Regions from separate parts of the Homo sapiens genome. Here region 2 is linked to region 1. Evidence: chromatin contacts called from ENCODE Hi-C or POLR2A ChIA-PET data. All regions are on one chromosome and are shown on one strand. The core of a region is the stretch at or near the end of the contact, and the rest is flanking DNA. Distances in the headings are between cores, read along the strand shown.

Region 1 (3,621 bases), core at 987-3,486:
TAGATGCCAAAGAAATACTTCTTGAACTCATGATCTCCACTGCTACCATATTGGTTCAGGCCACCATTCTCTTTGGGCTGGACCAGTGCAATCTTTTTCAATGGTTTTATTTGCTTCCAGCCCTTCTCCAACCATACTCATCCAGGTGATCGAAACACACACACACACACACACACACACCTGACCTTGTCCCTCCCCACCACTGCTGAACTCCACCTACTTTCAGTCCTGCAATGACACTGGCTGTCTTTCAGATTCCCAAATCTGCACAAACCCATTCCTTCCTCTGTCAGAGCCTTTGTCTGGACTGCTTCTCCTGCCTTTCCTTCTTTGAAATTGACTCCTTTAACTTCAGATCTCAGCTCAAGCATCGCTTCCTGTAAAAGCGTTTCACAAACTCCAGGCTAGAACAATTTCCTTGCAATATGTTCTTTTAACACTTGGTAGTTTCTTTCCATTTCATTGATCAGAATGACTGCTTATATATTTTTCTGGGTGACTACTTGATTAATGTCTGTCTTTTCACTAGATTATAAGTGACATGAGAATAAGGACTGTGCCCATTTTGGTCACCATTATATCCTTAATACCTAGCACAGAGCCCAACACAAAAATGCGTTATTAATAGATATTTGTCAAATACTTTTACTTGAATAGATATGTGAACTTGGCTCCCAGGAGTTTATCATCAGCTAGGAGAGAAAAAGATTGCTCTTTATTCCCCAAAGCCCTTTTCAAATGTCATCCTCATCGTGAGGTTTCCCTGTGCAATCCCCTTTCCTCCTCTCCACCCCTGGACAGAATAACCTTCTTCCAGCGCAGGCCCCAGCATGCTCTGTTGTTCCTTAGTATTCCCTTCTTGGGCTTTTGGAAGAAGACTGGTCTGCCTTCATCCAAATCTTTCAACTGGACAGATCCACCTGGATACCTGCATCAGTTTCTTAGGGCTGCCAATATAAAGTACCAGAAACTGGGTGGCTTTAAACAACAATTCACCATCTCACAGTTCAGGAGGTTAGAAGTCTGAAATTGGAAAGTCCGCAGGGCCATGCCCCCTCTGAAGCCTGTTAGGGAGAATCCTTCTGACATCTTCTAGCTTCTGGAGTTTGCTGCCAATCTTTGATATTTCTTGGCCTGTAGGTGCATCACTCCAATCTCTGCCTCCATGATCACATGACTGTCTTCTTATAAGGACACCAGTCATATTAAGGCCCACACTACTCCAAGAGGACCTCATTTTAACAAACTATATCTGCAACTCCCCTACTTCCAAATAAGGTCACATCTTGAGACATTGAGGATTGTGACTTGAATACATCTTTTGGGAGGACACAGTTCAACACATAGCAATAGGCAGTGGGTAACTCAAACTCACCAGATCTCAAATTGGCCTCCATGTCTTTTCCCCGGACTCACTCATTTTCCTGTACTCCTTATCCTGATTGGGGGCACTAGGCCCTAAAGCAGAAACCTGGAAGTCATTCTATTCTTCTCCTTCTTTTATATCTACATAGTCATGATGTTCTAACAAGTATCTCTTTAAGAGTTCTCATATTCATCCCCCAAATCCCTGTTTTAGTTTCTTCATCATTTTTAACCTATGCAACTATAAGAATCAAACTAGTTTTTCTATCTCTTGTTTCAACCCCCTCTAACTCATTCTCTGCATTGCTGCATGAGACTTTTTTTTTTTTTTTTTTTTTTTTTTTGAGATGGAGTCTCGCTCTGTCGCCCAGGCTGGAGTGCAATGACGCGATCTCGGCTCACTGCAACCTCCACCTCCCAGGTTCAAGTGACTCTCTCGTCTCAGCCTCCCAAGTAGCTGGGACTATAGGTGCCCGCCACCATGCCTAGCTAATTTTTGTGTTTTTAGTAGAGACAGGGTTTCACCATGTTAGCCAGGCTGGTCTCCAACTCCTGACCTCAGGTGATCCGCCCACCTCGGCCTCCCAAAGTGCTGGGATTACAGGCGTGAGCCACCGTGCCTGGCTGAGACATTTTTAAAACACAAGTATTACCATGATACCATGTTTAGAACTCTTCTCAAGCTCTGCTCTGCACATAAGGTGGTCCAAATTCCTATGCAGAGCACATGAGATTTCATCATCTCATCCCTACTTTTCCGAGCTCCTCTTTAGACATTTCCTCTTGCAATCTCTTCTCCAGTCATTGTGAACCATTCACAGTTCCCTAAACCCAGGAAACAGTTTCATGCCTTGTGCTTGTAGCAGAGACATTTATTACTCATGGAATAGCCATGTGTTCCTGTACATTTTGCAACTCCGGGAGGCATGTGATTAGTTCTGGCCAATGGGCTGTGGATGAAAATTTTATGTGTCACCTCTGAGCTGAAGCATTGAAGAGCCAGTGTGCTAAATTCCAGCTTTTTTTGTTTTCCTGCAATGCCAGCTTACAAACCACATGTTCCAGGTGGTACAGCTGGACCCTCTAGCTTGGGTCCCCAAGTGACTGTGTGGAGCAGGGCCCTGCTCCTTACTCCTCCTGTCCAGCTGACCTGATTAGGCAGGTGACCTGAGTGAGAAATAAACTTCAGCTATCTTCAGCTACGAAGGCTTCAGGGTCATATTATTACCAAAGCATAACCTAGGCTTTCCTGACTCATGCTTTTGTACAAGCTCTTCCCTTTGCCTAACATGACCCCCTTCAGCTGCCTGGGAAAGTCTTACTGATCATTCCAGCCCCATTGATCTTCTCTTCTGTGAAACCTGATCTGAGTCATTGCAAAAGAAAGCTAACTACTTCCTCCTGTGCTCCCATGGCAACTTGTAAACAATGCTGACATCATCCTCATCGCTGGTTATCATAACAATTTAATATCCATCAATTCATATGGTACTAGATCATGGGTGCATTGAGGGCAGGGACTGTGTGTCCATCCAGCTATCAAATTTGTATCTCCAGCACCCCACAGAAGGATTTGCATACAGACGATACCCAATCCAATGAATGATGAATGAATAAAAAACTGACTAAATGTAATCTGTACAGAATAGGCTTTTGGCTGAGCATGATGGGGGAGGTCTGGGTCATACAGTGAAAACACTGTATGGGACTCTATAGTTTGCAGACATTAGAAGACAATAATTGCCATTTTGAGCTTATGTTGAATTCATATTGGCCTGTATAATGTGTATTACTATAGAAAATAAAACTTTCATACATACAATCAGGAAGGTGATTCTTCAAAGAGTGTCTAAAAATTAATTATGACTCATGAGTGAGTGCACGAGAGTGGAATCAATGTGGGTCCTGTTAGTGGAGAGTGTTTATTTAGGAAACAACACTGCACATGTGTAACAGCCAGAATGACGATTAAGATCACGTGTAACTGGCACATTACAAAAAGGTGGAAAGGACACTGTGAACAAAATGCAACTCTATCTATCATCTGTCTACCTATCTATCATCTCTCGATTTATCTACCTACCTATCATCTATCAATCTATTATCTATCATCTATTAGCTATTATCTATCTATCTTCTGTCTATCATCTATCTATCATCTACCTATTATCTATCATCTATCTACTATCTATCATCTATCTACCTATCATCTGTCTATTATCTATCTATCTATCAATCTATCTATTATCTATCTAT
Region 2 (3,512 bases), core at 379-2,878, 710 kb after region 1:
TAGCCTCTGCCTTCCAGGTTCAAGCAATTCTCATGCCTCAGCCTCCAGAGTAGCTGGGATTACAGGCACATGCCACCATGCCCAGCTAATTTTTTTGTATTTTTAGTAGAGACAGGATTTCACTCTGCTGGGCAGGCTGGTCTGGAACTCCTGGCCTCAAGTGATCTGTCTGCCTTGGCCTCCCAAAGTGCTGGGATGTGAGCCACTATGCCTGACCGATGACCATTTTTAAATTTAACAGATGTAAAGATCTAGTATTAATAAAATTTATAAATTATCCATAAATATTTTAAACAATAATCTATAAATATTTTAAATAATAATCCATAAATATTTTTTGACAATAGTCCATAAATATGTTTTAACAATGCCTGTTTAACATCTTACAGCTGAGTTTCTGGGGTATTTCTGAAGGGATGGTTTGTGTTGGTTGAATGCAGAACAGCCACAGAGAGGAGTTTTACTGCAGTACTTTTTCTACATTTGGGATAAACTGACCTAAGGTAATTTGGCCATCAGAGATAGGTAAGGGCTCTAGGTTTCCTCCTCTGCAACTTCCCTACCAAGAGTTAAATTACCATGAATCCAAGTTCACTGATGGAATTCTGCCATAAACCCACACATGTATTAGCAAACAGGCTTAGTTAACCAGTCTGTTCTTATAAGCTCAAGGAAGTCCTAGCTCACTGTCCTTTTAGGCCTGTGTTCTAGAGGCAGGACTCAACTAAGCTTCTAGTCACCTTCAGGCTTTGGAGTCCTGCATTCAGCTAGAGAACCTAGAAGAACGCTACTCCAAAGGGTAAGTCAGCTGCTGGATTCAGTGCAATCTCATGTCTTGGGTATAGAAGCAGAGAAGGCACCTGTACGTTATTTCTTGTCGATCCACATACCTGAGGCATCTTTCATGTCACCAGTGAAAAATTATTTCTCATATCCCTTATGCTAATTAGCATACCCTGGAGTGCCCATCAGAGAAGACGGTAGATGAACCCTCTAAAAAGAGGTGGTCACCTCATTACGGATTTTTAAGTGCTTACTAAAGACCCCTGGATAGTATATTCCTGAATAAGGCACTTCAAATGTCATCCAGCCACCCTTAGGGCACAAATTAAAACTAAGTAACATGCACGTGTCACATAGTATATGCTGAACTATTTTAGGATACTTCATGAACAAGATAACAACACATGAGGGCAAGGCTTGTACATTTAGGCATCCATAATGGTTTTTATTTACCCATAAGTGTTTATCACAGCCAGATTTACTCTGATGTTCCTGCTTATAGAAAACTGAAATATTTTGGGACTTCCTAATAATCCAGATTAATAATAAGGATTTTCAAATTACCTTACAAAGAAATAAAAATATCAGACAATGTCTACCATCTACCGATTTAAAAAAATGAGAATAAAAGTGATGGCAAGGTATCATTTATTCATGAACCCATTCTCCTCATTGTTGTGTCCATACGACTCATGTGAGGATAATAAATTAAGACAGGGAAATCTTTAGGCCATGGCAATCAAGCAAAGTCCTAGGCCATGGGTAAGCAGACATTTTCGGAAACCGGCCAGATAGTAAATATTTTAGGCTTTGTGACTTTGCAGCCCATATGGCCTGTGTTGCAATGACTCAGCTCCGCTATTGTAGTGCCAGAGAAACCATGACGGTCCCATATGTAAACAAAGGGTGTATCTCTGGTCCAATAAAACTGTGTTTACCAAAACAGGCAGAGGACAAGAGTTGGCCAGCAGACTGGTTTGCCAACACCCTGTCCTAGGCTAGTCCTGATTCAGAGAGAGGTTTTCACAAAGATTTTGTAAACTTCCAAATGACAACAGCCTTTTTAGCAGCCCCCATCAATTCTACTCACCTCCCATAAACCACCCACAATACTACCCCTTCTCTATACAGTGGGTTTCTATCGTTCTTTACTATTTCAGCTAGGCTTGAACCTGGCTCCTTGACAGCCCACGGCCAACCTTGAATATCCTAAACTTTGTATACCAGCTCAAGGGAAGTCTGCATTCGTTGCCATTCTTACATGTAGACTTGTTTACAGGAATATTATCACTGAATTCAAGGTCTGGCAGATATTTTTGCTTACACAAATACATTCTAACTCAATTAACTGGGAGGTGAAGGAAAAAAGAAAGACAATACGGAAATGTCAAGTCATTTGGAACCATCTGCTGTAAGAGAGCTCCTGAGTGTCTGTACACAAATATTAATCTAACTCAACAGGCATATTTGTTGAGCTTCCTACTATGCACAGGAAGCCATGCCAAGTACTATGTAGAATATGAATACAAAACAAGGAAGGTCTTTGTCTTTATAGAATTTACAAATCATAGGAAAAACTGAAGCAACTCTAATCAAAGAGGACTTTAACTGTCTAAAGTAAGATAAACACAAAATGCCCTCAGAAGGGTTCAGAAGGAAAATGTTCAACCTGGAGGAACAAAGAATGGAGGAGGCGGTTATTTTAACTGGGTCTTCAATGTGCAAAAGAACAACATATGGAACTAACAGCCCCCGAGGGTCTCTTGTGGATGTGCCAGGCATTGCACAGATATTTACACTGTCTCATTTAAGGTTTTATAGGAAATCGTGGGAGGTAAGCCTGGTGGGATCAGAGCACAGAGGTCCCTGGATACTAGCTGAAGCATGTGGCCTCATCTCAGGAGGGAGAGGAAGGGGAAGCTCCTGAGGATGTGTGAGCAGGAGAGCCATGTAATTAGAGCCGTGAGGTGAAGGATGGGAAGTAAGGGGAAGAGCTGCAGTGAACAGGGGAACCCAATACTGAAATAGTCATCATGAACCATAATGAGGACCTTGCCATGAGAATAGGAGTAAAAGAATGTAGATAGATTCTCAATAAAGAGCCTCTAGGATTTGGCCACTGACTGAATGTAAGAAAAGAGGCAGATGGCATTGCTGATAGGGCTCTGATGTGGTTCAGTCTCAAAGTCAGACACGGGTTCAAATTTCAAATGTAGAATTTACTAAAAGTGTGACTTCTGAGCTTCAGTTTCCTCGTCTGTAAAATGGAGCTGATAACATTCAACTCACAGGAGATAATACATTTAAAGAGCATGGATACAGTAAGCACTCAATAAATGATAGCTGTTGATACTATATATTCTTGAGAGGGTGAAAGCGTGGTAAATGACAGCTCTGAGTTATTGGGAAAATCTATGTGTGAGATGGTGTCTCATTATGGTTTTTATTTGCATTTCTCTAATGATTAGTGGTGGTGTGCATTTTTTCATATGCTTGTTGGCCACCTATATGTTTTCTTTTGAGAAGTACCTATTTATGTCATTTGCCCATTTTTTAATGGTTTTTGTTTTGTTTTTTGCTTGTTGATTTAAGTTCCTTACAGATTCTGGATATTAGACCTTTGTCACATGCATAGTTGCAAATATTTTCTGCCATTATGTAAGTTGTCTATTTATTCTGTTGGTAGTTTCTTTTGCTGTGTAGAAGCTCTTTTGTTTAATTAGCTCCCA

What was found. A loop is a pair of places that touch in the nucleus more often than their neighbours do. ChIA-PET counts read pairs that join two places held with the same protein, here RNA polymerase II (POLR2A). Pooled maps may share reads with other maps.
Region 2: POLR2A ChIA-PET joins it to region 1 with 12 read pairs in PC-9. The contact joins two enhancer-like sites. A Hi-C loop is called at or near these places in 4 of 168 maps with a recorded cell type or tissue (CD14-positive monocyte, GM12878, ascending aorta and 1 more), 4 of 37 single-sample maps with no recorded cell type and 13 of 50 pooled maps. POLR2A ChIA-PET finds 5 or more read pairs at or near these places in 3 of 52 experiments (B cell, PC-9 and naive thymus-derived CD4-positive, alpha-beta T cell).

What each region holds. Positions count from the first base shown.
Region 1 is chr4:38,158,360-38,161,980 of GRCh38, forward strand. LOC124900693 (a long non-coding RNA gene) reads left to right here. Exons shown (of 2, transcript XR_007058099.1): 2 at 1-3,187. Among named protein-coding and RNA genes, the nearest start is that of PTTG2, 200 kb to the left of the region's middle. RefSeq lists an enhancer at 2,488-2,989. Within about 2 kb of position 2,237, at least 15 of the 41 ENCODE cell types and tissues checked have a DNase peak (open chromatin) inside an H3K27ac peak, as active enhancers do.
Region 2 is chr4:38,871,168-38,874,679 of GRCh38, forward strand. All of the region lies in intron 2 of FAM114A1 (family with sequence similarity 114 member A1), which reads left to right. Among named protein-coding and RNA genes, the nearest start is that of MIR574, 4.9 kb to the left of the region's middle. Within about 2 kb of position 1,629, at least 6 of the 41 ENCODE cell types and tissues checked have a DNase peak (open chromatin) inside an H3K27ac peak, as active enhancers do.